2 separate regions of the Homo sapiens genome follow, and region 1 is linked to region 2. The links are chromatin contacts, found by Hi-C or POLR2A ChIA-PET in ENCODE. All regions are on one chromosome and are shown on one strand. Each heading gives the region's core, a stretch centred on a gene start or an enhancer-like site at or near the end of the contact. The rest is flanking DNA. Distances are from core to core; before and after follow the strand shown.

Evidence for each region. A loop is a pair of places that touch in the nucleus more often than their neighbours do. ChIA-PET counts read pairs that join two places held with the same protein, here RNA polymerase II (POLR2A). Pooled maps may share reads with other maps.
Region 1: a loop to region 2 is called in a pooled map, with 3 times the contacts of the local background. The contact joins the enhancer-like site here to the promoter of TARBP1 in region 2. A Hi-C loop is called at or near these places in 1 of 168 maps with a recorded cell type or tissue (naive thymus-derived CD4-positive, alpha-beta T cell) and 9 of 50 pooled maps. POLR2A ChIA-PET finds 5 or more read pairs at or near these places in 6 of 52 experiments (CD4-positive, alpha-beta T cell, MCF 10A, activated CD4-positive, alpha-beta memory T cell and 2 more).

The regions. Positions count from the first base shown.
Region 1 is chr1:235,009,377-235,015,168 of GRCh38, reverse strand. No RefSeq gene overlaps it. Among named protein-coding and RNA genes, the nearest start is that of LINC03108, 31 kb to the right of the region's middle. RefSeq lists enhancers at 2,396-2,575, 2,786-2,855, 2,522-3,022, 2,973-3,267, 2,866-3,455. Within about 2 kb of position 3,913, at least 26 of the 41 ENCODE cell types and tissues checked have a DNase peak (open chromatin) inside an H3K27ac peak, as active enhancers do; they include CD4-positive, alpha-beta T cell, where a contact is called at or near this core.
Region 2 is chr1:234,475,430-234,481,622 of GRCh38, reverse strand. TARBP1 (tRNA guanosine 2 -O-methyltransferase TARBP1) reads left to right here and starts at 2,444. Exons shown (of 30, transcript NM_005646.4): 1 at 2,444-3,450. The coding sequence starts at 2,520. RefSeq lists silencers at 2,328-2,517, 2,548-3,347.

The sequences.
Region 1 (5,792 bases), core at 2,664-5,163, 530 kb before region 2:
CAAAAGCTTAAGTCTTTACATTGGTTTACAAGGTGGTGTGTAATCTGACTTTCTCCACCTCCCTTCCCTATTACTTCTCTGAACTCATTTCATCCTAAGTCTCCCCTTTGCTTATTTACTTATTTATTGAGACAGGGTCTAAATCTGTCACCCAGGCTGGAGTGCAGTGGCGCGCCTCCCTTGGTTATTCTGCATAGCCACACTAGCCTCCTTGCTATTTCTGCAGTATGCCAGGAATGGTTCTGTCTCAGGGTGCTTACACTTGCCATTCCATTGGTCTTTAAGTGTCACCTTCTCATTGAAACCTTCCCTGGTTGCCTTATTCACAACTGCTATCCCTCCCAACACCATCTATCCATGCCTCCTCATTTCCTGCCTTATTTTTTGCTGAGTGTATCACATCATATATTTTATTGATTAACTTACTTATTAATTTCTCAAACGTCAACTAGAATGTAAATTCCACAGAGGAAGGTATTTTGGGCCAAAAATTAAATTTTTGTTGAAGAAGTGAATGCATGAGTGAATATATTTCAAAAATCTTTTTGGTTTCATTGTGGAGAAGAGCAACGTGTAGAGAGACATAAATAGAAGGGGGAGACCAATTAGGAGGGTAACACAATAATCCAGGTAAGAGACTGTAGTGGAATTGGAGATAAGTCATTGAATTTGTCATCTATTTTAAAGGTAGAATAGGCAGATTTGCTAATTATGAACCTGGGTTGGCAGATGCTGCTTCATTGTTTGATTGATTAATTATCGTAACATGTGGGCATAAAAATGACTTGATGACTGTGAAAACCATAGTTCCTGGTCCCCATAAACTCTTAGTTTTTCATCGAATAATCTACCAGACGTGGTGTGGCTAAGGGAAACCCAAGAATGCCCAAGGGAGAAGATGTTTTAGAGGTGGAAATAAGAAAGTTATTTCAGTAAGAATTTGCTGCATACTAAATCATCGCAAGTCTTAGTGACTTAAAACAACAATGCAATCCCAGCACTTTGGGAGGCCGAGGTGGGTGGATCACGAGGTCAAGCGATTGAGACCATACTTGCCAACATGATGAAACCCCATCTCTACTAAAAATATAAAAAATTAGCCGAGCGTGGTGGCGGGCACCTGTAGTCCCAGCTACTCAGGAGGCTGAGGCAGGAGAATCGCTTGAGCCCAGGAGGCAGAGGTTGCAGTGAGCCAAGACAGCACCACTGTACTCCAGCCTTACAACAGAGACTCCATCTCAAAACACAAACAAAAAAAACAAGAATTGATTGTTTTCCTGATTTTATGAGTTGTCTGGACAGTTCTGCCGGTTTTGCTTGGGCTCACTAATGTGACTGCATTTAGTTGAATGCTCAGCTGGGCCGGAAGATCTGAGATGGCCTCTCTCATGTGACTGGCAGCTGGTTGGGGGACATCACTTCTCCATCTGCCCACCCCTCTTCCAGTGGCCTAGATCAGCTTCCTTAGATGGTTGTCTCTGGGCCACATTCCAAGAGGGCAAAAGTGGAAGCGGCAAGGGCTAGCCTTGGAAGTCACACACTGTAACTTTTGTTAAATTCTACTGGTTGAGGCAAGTCCCAGGCTAGCCCAGATTCAAGGGGTAGGGACATAGACCACAACTCTTGATGGGAGTAGCAGCTAAGTCATTGCCAAGGGATGTGCTTAACAAAGTAGGAGGAATTTGTGCCCATATTTTACAATTTCTTGTAGCAAGAAACCAACATTTATTGGATATTTACTGTGTTGCAGGTACTGTATAGGTACAACACATATATGAGTCCATTTAATCCTTATGGCAATCCTGGCAGGAAGGCCACTGAAGCAAGAGAGGTCCGGGGACAATATGGCCTTCCAAAGGACCCAGAACCAGTGAGGGGAAGGCTGACATTCAACTCCAGATTGGTTTTTGTTTTCATTTTTCTCTTCCTCTTGAATGCTGAGACTGGTCCTGCATCTGTGATGTATGGAAGAGGGATTCAGTTGGCTTTGCTAAGCAGTGTTTTCCTCTCCCCCGCCCTTCTTCCCTTCTTTTCAGATTTAATGAATTTCTGGCCTTCTTTGAAGGTTTTCTGGGTCACATGCTTTCTAGTTGCTATTGTGGAATAGTAAATGAGGCCTAGTTTTGCTTGTGGCAGATCCTGCTCTCTGGACACAGAGTTCCTGGTGGAGCAGTCTAATCTGGGTTGCTGGGTTGGTCGATGGTCCCCCAGACTGACCCTTCTGTCCCTGGGGTTGTCAGGGATTTTCTTGGCTGCAGATTCCTGCCCCAGTGGAGGCAGCTCTGAGCAGGCAAGCAGGAGCTAGCAGGCCTGTGCATTCTCTGAATGGCCAGAAGGGTCCTTTTGAAGGTTTTTCTTTATTTTCCTGAGTGTGGCCACCAGTGGAGTGTCCTGGAGAGCCCCAGGGGTGCAGTTCAGCAGCAGGACAGTCAGTCCCCCATCGGCATGGAGATGGAGTGTTCTGTGTGTGGATTGACCCTCTGGCGTCGTTGTTCCTGTTCAAACATTGCCTGTTTCTCTAAGGGGAAACATGAGCATTGGCGTTTCCTTTCTGGGTTGGAGGTGGAGAATTTCATCCCCACCCTACTCTGCGGATTCATTCCGTTTTAGTTGTCTGGCTTTGCCCGGGGCAGAGGCTGCTGACTGGTGAAAGCACCCTCTGAAAGCAAGTTTTTTGTTTTCTACTGTCCTCTGACCTTGGGACGGGCTATGATAGTCCTCAAAACCCTCACAAGCATGGTTTCCATGAGAGCCTTGCAACATTCCCTTGAGCCGGGCAGGGCAGGCAGCCATGTGGACATTTTAGAGATGAGGAAAGTGGGGCTGTGGCCAGACTCTTTGCGGCCAGACTCTTTCTGGCCAGGTTGTTCCACCTGGCTCTCCGGCTCGAGTCTGTCCAGCTTTCAGTCCTGCTGGTCTGTCTGCATAGGGGCTGCTTCTAGAAGACCAGGCGAGAGGATGTGGGTATGAGGGAGGAGCTGAGGCGCACAGGAAGAGCAGATGGCCTGTCTCTCTCCAGTATCTGCTAGTCACTACCTGGAAACCAGCAATGATGATGTAACCACAAGCATTATTCAGTGATGGCCGCCTTCCTTGTGTGGGTGGGACCGCAACACCGCCTGGGCTGGGGAATCCCATTGGTGACAACACAGCATCCTTTTGAGCTGACGCGGCAACAGATGCCCCAGACCAGCTCTGCGTCTGACAGCATCTCTGTGAAGCGTGTGCAGGGGACAGCAGACATCAGAGCTCTCCTGTAAATCACCTCCGCAAAGGCTCTTTGTGGTCGATTCACTGATGACTCATTTATAATCTGGTTTCAACATTGTGAGTCAAAATGCACCACTTTCATTAAAAATAACATTCACTGGGGTCTAACGGCTTTCTTTTTTCTGTTTTTTACTGTACTGTGTGGTTTCTGGATGGGAAGCTGTCAGATGGCAGGCGAGGTGTTCCGAGGGACTTGAGCATAATCGTGCAACGACTCAGGTGTGGATTGAACAAATAGTCCCGAATACCTGCTGTGGGTCCTGCAGACTTCTGGGCCATGGAAGTGTGTGGGTAGTCGGCGTGGGTGTGTGTGGGGGTGTGTGCAAGTATCAGGATCACCTGGGATGCTTGTTAAAAATACAGATTCCTGGGCTTCACCCCATATCTCTGAGGGTGGGGCCTTGTCAAATTCCTCAGGAGCTTTTTAGGTACAATAGAGTCAAGAGCCTTGACTCTGGGTGAGAGAGAATGGGAACTCCCTTCAAGCAGACCCTCCCTACAAACGGAGCAACCAGAGGAGAGGCAGGTCGACTGCAAGGCTGAGAGGGGTGGATGGGGGAGGTGAGAGAGGAAAAGGCAGGGGCGGGGGAACACCCGAGGTGGAGCGGGCCAACAGAGTCCCCATGGGAGAGTTGACTAAAAGCCCCGGCTTGATGCAAGGAACCCACAGTCTTTCTGGTTTGGGGACCAAATCTTGGGCATCCCCTACTTCCTTGGTTAAAAAAATTAAACATACAGAAACGGTTTAGTGGGCATTCTGCAGGGTAAAAAGCCCCTGCTGCATGGCCATGTTTTTATATTTTATGTTCTTTAGCAATGTTAGAAACTTCACTGGGAAAAGCACTTTAAAAAGATATAGTTGAGGGGAATGGGACGTGGGGAGTTATTGTTGAATGGGTGCAGAGTTTCAATTTTACAAGATGAAAGTGCCTGGAGATGGTTAGCGGCGATGGCTGTATAGCAGTGGGAATGCATGTCACACCACTGAACAACGTGCTTAAAAATGGTTACGATGGAGGCCAGGCACGGTGGCTGACACGTGTAATCCCAGCACTTTGGGTGGCGGAGGCGGGCTGATCACTTGAGGTCAGGAGTTTTGAGACCAGTCTGGCTAACATGGTGAAACCCTGTCTCTACTAAAAATACAAAAATTAGCCAGGCATGGTGGCGGGCACCTGTAATCCCAGCTACTCGGGAGGCTGAGGCAGGAGAATCACTTGAAACCCAGAGACGGAGTTTGCAGTGAGCTGAGATCGCACCACTGAACTCCAGCCTGGGTGACAGAGTGAGACGCTGTCTCAAAAAAAAAAGGTTAAGATGGTAAATTTTCTGTTATGTGTATTTTACTTACTACAATTTTTAAAAAATTGGAAAAAGAAAGATATGGTTGAGTCTGACTTGGATGAAAGTCTACAGGCCTCCTGCTGATGGTCTCAGCGGCTCCTGGGAAACTACCGTTTGTTTCAGCCATCTGTAACTTGATTTGTTGTTCAGAAGTTTGCCAAGACTTCTCCATGCAAAGCCAGGTGTAAGTTTAACCTGAGCCACGTGGGTCCCCCCACCTTTCCGCCTCCGATGGATCTTCTCTCCAAGGGCTCCGGTGCTCAGGCCCTCATAGCATGGGAAATCAGAAGGGATGTTTGGGTGGGAGGCTTGGCATGGAGGGTGGACATTTTGCTACAGATGGCCTTGCCCTCACGGAAGGCCATTGTTATTCCGCGTCTGCCCCCTGGCCGGGTCCAGCCACCTGAGCCTTCCTGAGCTCCCAGCTCTCAGTTGCAGCCAGCGCCCAACGCCTTCCTGCGGCACCTCCACAGACCTCGCCTCTTTGCCCTGACTCCTCTCATTCTCTGTTTTCCAGACTATCCCCAAGCCCTGCCTGTGGCTGCCTCCTCCCTCCATAGCATCCCTGCTCTGCCATGGCTCCCCTATTTGGGACAAGACCTTTGTGTGGGCCTCAAGATGTAGGCAGGTCTCTGCTCAGTGGCCCAGCTTTTGGTCGACACCTGCAAATGTGTCTAAAACTCATCTCAACCTCTTCCCCAACACCAGTCTTCCCTTTGATCCCACCCTCCATCTGCTCTTCTCTCAGCATTCCTGAGAGTTTCTGCAAGTTGCCCCAGCCAGAAACCAGGGTGCCAGGCATCACTCTTCCTGCCCGGTTCCCAGCTCCCACCAGCAGTGCCTCCTTGGCAGCTCTAGAATCCCCACTGCCTCTGGTCTAGTTCATGCCTCCATCACTTCTTCTCTGGACCACTGCAGTAGTCTCCTAAGTGACTGTAGCCATCTGAATAGTGGCCCCAAAGATATCAAGTGCCAATCGCCGGAAAACAGTGAATGTTACGCTACGTGGGAAAGTTTTTGCCAATATGATTAAGTTAAGGAATTCAAAAAAAATTATAAAATTGTGATAAATATATAACATAGACTTGACCAGTTTATTCATCTAAGTGCAGAGTTCAGTGGCATTAAGTATATTCCTATGTTGTGTGACCATCACCACCGTCCATCTCTAGAGCTCT
Region 2 (6,193 bases), core at 1,195-3,694:
TTCTCCTGCCTCAGCCTCCCGAGTAGCTGGGATTACAGGCGTGCACCACCATGCCCAGCTAATTTTTTTGTATTTCAGTAGAGATGGGGTTTCACCATGTTGGCCAGGATGGTCTCAATCTCCTGACCTCATGATCCACCGGCCTCGGCCTCCCAAAGTGCTGGGATTACAGGTGTGAGCCACTGCGCCCGGCTGATTGAGGTAAACTTTCTGCAGAGCGAAATGCATAGATCTTAAGGGTTCAGTTCAAGGAGTCTTGACAAATGTGTAACAACACCCTGATCAACATAAAATATTTTCATCACCCCAGAAAGTTCCCTTGTGCCCAATTCTAGTCAAATCTCTACTCCCTATATGCAACTACTGTTCTCATTTCTATCCTTCAGATTACTTTTGTCTCTTCTTGGATTTCATATAAATGAAATCACGAGGATGTAAACGTTGTGACTGGCTTCCTTTGTTTAACATATTGTTTCTGAGACTTATCCATGTAAAGCGGATTAGCAATTCATTGTCTTATTGCTGGGAGCATTATTATATAGATAGATCACAATTTTTTATTCATTCTTCAATTTGATGCACATGTAGGTTGTTACCTAACACCTACTAGGTTGTTATAAGCTTTTGGCTATAACGAATAATGTTGTCAAAAACATTCTTCTGCAAGCTTTTTTTTTTGAAACATGTTTTCATTTATTTTAGGTAATTACCTGGGGGTGAAATCGCTGAATCATAAAGCAGCTATATTATAACTTTACGAGAAACAGTTTCTAAAGTGACTGTACCGTTTTCATGCCCACCAGTAATGTATGAGAATTCCAGTTGCTCCACACCCTTGGTCTTTGCCGTTTAGTGTTTTCGAGCTTTTACATGTTAGCCATTCTCATCAGTATGAAGTGGTACCTCATTGTGGGTTTAATTTGCATTTCTCTGATGACTAATGATGTTGAACACTTTTCCAAGTGCTTATCATTTGTGTATCTTCGTTTGTTAAGTGCTCAAGACATTTACCCATTTATATTTGTTAGATATATGTTGACAGAAACAATAGTTTTCTGCACATTTTATGTTGAAGGTAATTGATATTTACTGACATGTTAAAAGGGCTTAAAATAGAAACATTTATGCATTTTGTCAATGAAAAACGGAATGACTGAAATATGAAAAAAGTCTTGCCTGTGTAATGTCAGATAACCTTAAAGTCAGATAACTTTATATAAAAATAACTGTAAATTTAAATAACTAATTTTTGTCTTATCCATTATGTTATTATATGTCAAGCTCTTTGAAGTTGGGACCCTGTTTTCTCTATTGACTAAGAGGCAGATCTTTGTGTTTAGTAGCGAAGAAAACCCTATGTCACTGATCTAGTTTGTCTCAAATTGAGCCAGGAACCAAATCCACACCATGCATGCCGAGGTGAGGTTTTCTGTTTCTCTATTTAGCAATGGATGCTGTCAGAAATACAGAAAAGACAGACACAGGGACTATTTTTGAGTTTGCACATGGGAGCACATGCATTGTGCAGGAGGCTCTGCATCCTGGAGTCATCTTGGGCACTTGGCTGTGAGGGCTGGCGTGGGCATCTTGGTTTTAGCTGAATCCTAGCACATTGCTATAGGTACCTCTAAGGCAGGAGAATAGGGCCTGGAGGCAGGGAATCCAAAAACTCCCTAGAACCAAATCAGATAGAAACACTTCAGCTATGACAGGAAATATCCTCTTCATTTACATAGGGAGTACACCAAGTAAATAACTTTGTAACTTCATTTTATCCTCTTCAGTTACATAGTGTGTACACCAAGTAACCAATTGAAACCTCTATAGGTATTTAAACCCCAGAAAATTCTGTAACCAGCCCCCCTTGAGCGGCTTGCTTGGGTCTGCCCCCACCCTGTGGAGTGTACTTTTGCAATAAATCTCTGCTTTTGTGGCTTCATTCTGTCTTTGCTTTGTTTGTGCGCTTTGTCCAATTCTTGGACCTGGACACCCTCCACCGGTAACACTTCTCACTCCTGGCCTTACGTCTAAATCATTCTTGTGTTTTCATGACTTATTTTTAATGCAGATGTCCAGAACCAATTTCAGACCTACTGTGTCAGTCTCTTTGTGGATGGTGCCCATCATGCAACGTTTGGAAAATAATCTAAAGTGATTCTGCTGTGCACCTTCTGTGAACTGGTTTATGCTCACAGGCACGCCTGATTTAGGGTCCTGGGCAGACCAACCTCCAATCAGGAATCGATGAAGCTGGTGTAGATACTACATTAACTTTTAACGAAGGCCTCGTTTCTCCTAAAAATAAGAGACCAGGTGGGTTCTATCTAGGCAGGGTTGGTGGCAGGAACCCAAGGGAAGCTGAGCTGCACCAAGCCGGGCTGGGATCCCCCTCTCTGCGGCCGCGCGCCCGGCTCCGTCGGCGCACGCGCACGTAGGGGCCGGCCGGTCCTGTGCGCACGCATCGCACACGCCGGCGCCTTCCTTTGGGAGCCCGGGCCGGTGGCGCGGGCGCTCGGCAAATGGAGTGGGTGCTCGCGGAAGCGCTGCTCTCGCAGAGCCGGGACCCCCGGGCCCTGCTTGGGGCGCTGTGCCAAGGGGAGGCATCCGCGGAGCGCGTGGAGACGCTGCGCTTCCTTCTGCAGCGGCTCGAGGACGAGGAGGCGCGCGGCAGCGGGGGCGCAGGCGCGCTCCCGGAGGCGGCGCGCGAGGTGGCTGCAGGGTACCTCGTGCCACTGCTGCGGAGCCTGCGCGGACGCCCCGCGGGCGGCCCGGACCCCAGTCTGCAGCCTCGCCACCGCCGGCGCGTGCTGAGGGCGGCGGGCGCGGCCCTGCGCTCGTGCGTCCGCCTGGCCGGGCGTCCGCAGCTGGCGGCCGCGCTGGCTGAGGAGGCGCTGCGCGATCTGCTCGCCGGGTGGCGCGCGCCTGGCGCCGAGGCTGCCGTGGAAGTGCTAGCAGCCGTCGGGCCATGTTTGCGGCCCCGCGAGGACGGGCCGCTACTGGAGCGCGTGGCGGGGACCGCCGTCGCCCTGGCGCTGGGCGGGGGCGGGGACGGGGATGAGGCCGGGCCTGCCGAGGACGCGGCGGCGCTGGTGGCCGGGCGACTGCTGCCAGTGCTGGTCCAATGTGGCGGGGCGGCGCTGCGGGCCGTGTGGGGCGGGCTGGCCGCGCCTGGGGCGTCCCTGGGGTCCGGCCGCGTAGAGGAGAAGCTGCTGGTCCTGAGCGCCCTGGCCGAGAAGCTGTTGCCCGAGCCCGGCGGCGACCGCGCCCGCGGCGCGCGCGAGGCGGGCCCGGACGCCCGGCGCTGCTGGCGCTTCTGGAGGACGGTGCAGGCGGGGCTGGGCCAGGCGGACGCCCTGACGCGCAAGCGAGCGCGCTACCTGCTGCAGAGGGCGGTGGAGGTGTCGGCGGAGCTGGGGGCCGACTGCACCTGCGGGCCCCAGGAAGGAAACGGTACCTGCCTCTTTGCCCCCCAGCCTAGTGCTACCTACTTGGCTGCCCCAGAGGGGAGTCTTCCTGCTTCTAAAAACTAGCTTATCGGGGTCGTCACTCCGATCCATGCAGAATTTGGTTATTCCGCGTTGCTCCCCTAAAGCCTGAAAACCTTTGGAACCCCTTCTCGAGGGTGTTCTTTGAAGTCACAAATCACTGCGGTTGGGAACGTTCTAACCCAGAGCCGGTGGAATACAGCACCCCTGGAATAGTTTAGGAAGATAATGGAGCCCGTGCAAGATTTTACAGACCCAAATCTGCACTATATCATGGTAGATTCAACCCAATAGAAACGGTTGATATCTATCAAGTTGAAAGAAAAATTATTTGTTATTTATCTGTACTGACCAGTGAATTAGTGAATTGAGTGTTGAGTGTTAGAATTAAGCGTCATAGAGGCCATCACACTCTTCTGAAATTTCCCCTGGTAATTAGGAACAGGATTTACTAATATTTGTTAAACATGTTTCTTAAGTCGACCTTTTGAGTGTATTTTTGCCATTGATTTAATAGAATGAATCAGATTTTATTTTTTAACTGTTTGAGCTTTGCTCCCTACTATGTGCAAGAGTAATGAAACAGCAAGGCCTCCCTTCAAGTTGTTACGTTACTGTTGATTGGTTTGACTTCACTCATGTTAAATTTGGGTTTAAACTGTCAAGTACAAAGTAGATTGACTCAAAATTGTCTCAATAGAATATTTCTACTTTTTCAACGGTAGCTGACCATTTATTACAGGTAAAGGATTTTTGTTTGGCTGAAGTTATGAGGTTATATTTTCAAGTAATTTTAAAACATTAGAGAGTAAATATTTGAACAGTCCACAGATAGGTGTGATCATCCCTGAGAGTTTTCACTGGAAAACATTTTTTAAATCATCAAAAATTAAAACATTCATTTATTTACATGAGTCTGTTATTTTGCAGTTTTGTTTGTTTGTTTGTTTGTTTTATGGAGTTTCGGTCTTGTTGCCCAGGCTGGAATGCAATGGCACAATCTCCGCTCACCGCAACCTGCACTTCCCGGGTTCAAGCGGTTCTCCTGCCTCAGCCTCCAGAGTAGCTGGGATTACAGGCATGCGCCACCATGCCCCACTAATTTTGTATTTTTAATAGAGACGGGGTTTCACCGTGTTGGTCAGGCTGGCCTCAAACTCCTCACCTCAGGTGATCTGCCCGCCTTGGCCTCCCAAAGCGCTGGGATTACAGGCGTGAGCCACCGCGCTCGGCCAGTTATTTTGCAGTTTTAGGGATAAGCAATGGTGCTTCCATGCTTCCTGCAACTCCCATTTCCTCTGTTACAGAAAGCAAATCCTGTGGCCTCTTAACGGAATATTAGGGGATTTACCCCTATGTCTTGACATAGTATATCTTAGTTATATCATAAAATATATTGTCACAGTTAAAATTTTGGTTAAATGTGTGTTCAGCATTTATAAAATTATGACTGTAAATGCTGCTTGCAGGTGATCTATGTAGGAAACTGATCATTTTTCTCTTCCTGCAAGTTTTTCATATGATTTTGACGTTTTAAAATGTGTTCGGTTCTTTCTATACTTACCACGAATTCCTCCTTAAATTCTTAACCAGTTGACTAAATCTTTCCTCTACAAAATCAGATCATCAGAGGTTTTCCTGAAGAAGTTTCTCCCAGAGTCCCCTTACATGCCCAGATGTCGCAGGTTTCTCCCTGTGCCTGGTGCACAGACCTCACGCTTACCCCGGGATTCCCTTCACCTGGGTGTTCTGTTGAGTCTCATTTCCTGTAGTTCATATCTTCCTCTTTTTTGCTTTACTCACTTGTGTCAGTGCAGTGCATTCTCTAGCAGTTTCCTGAAATAGGATTTTTTTAAGGTCTTGTTTGTCTGATAATTCCATCAAATGCTCCTTTATGTCTGCCATCATGTTTTTCTCTCATTTCCATTTGACGCTTTTGGAGTTTCTCTCCTGAAAATCCCCATCTGCTCATCTGTTTATGCATATTGTTTACCTTTTCCACAAGATCCTTTAGCATATCAATTATAGTTATCTGCAAGTTCGATACCTGGACCATCTAAGTTTGGCTTTGTTTTCTGTTGTAGTGTTTGGCTATGGAGTCGCTTTTTTTTATGTCTTACTATAATAACAGTAGAGATGGAAGTAAATATTTCTGCCTGGGATAGGCACCGTTACTTTGTGGCATTGAGTTAGTCTAGTTTGTAGTTGAGCTGGGTTTGGCGTTGGTTGCTGTATTTGTTTTCAGTGCACTTTACAAACTTTTCCCAGATTTTGTGGCTACTTGCTTAGCTGAAGCCTGGAGTCTCGAAAGGTTTTTCTCCAGCCTGGGAGGCCTGTGCCACCGATGGAGGTCTTCAGCCAAGGCTTCGTCCCTCCCTCAGGGGTAGACTGCTGATGCTTGTTCCCTGGTGCAAGAGATGAGGCAGGGGCTTTTCATTTCTTCCACTGCAGCCTTGTATTTAGGCCCCATGTGTCTGAGCGTCAGCATTCCTGCTCTTTCGCTGTCTGTGCTCCCTCTCCAGTGGCAATAATCGTTGCCTCCAACTTAGGGGTGCGTTTAGGTTCCTGGCCCTAACCTGTGGCAGCTGCATTCTGCGTGAGTGTCTGTGGTAGGTCTTGGGTGTAGCGTCCTGCCCTCCTCCAGCACCTGCAGACCAGCTTTGTATCAGTGCAGGATATCTGGCAGTAGGGGGTTTGCTTCCCCTTCC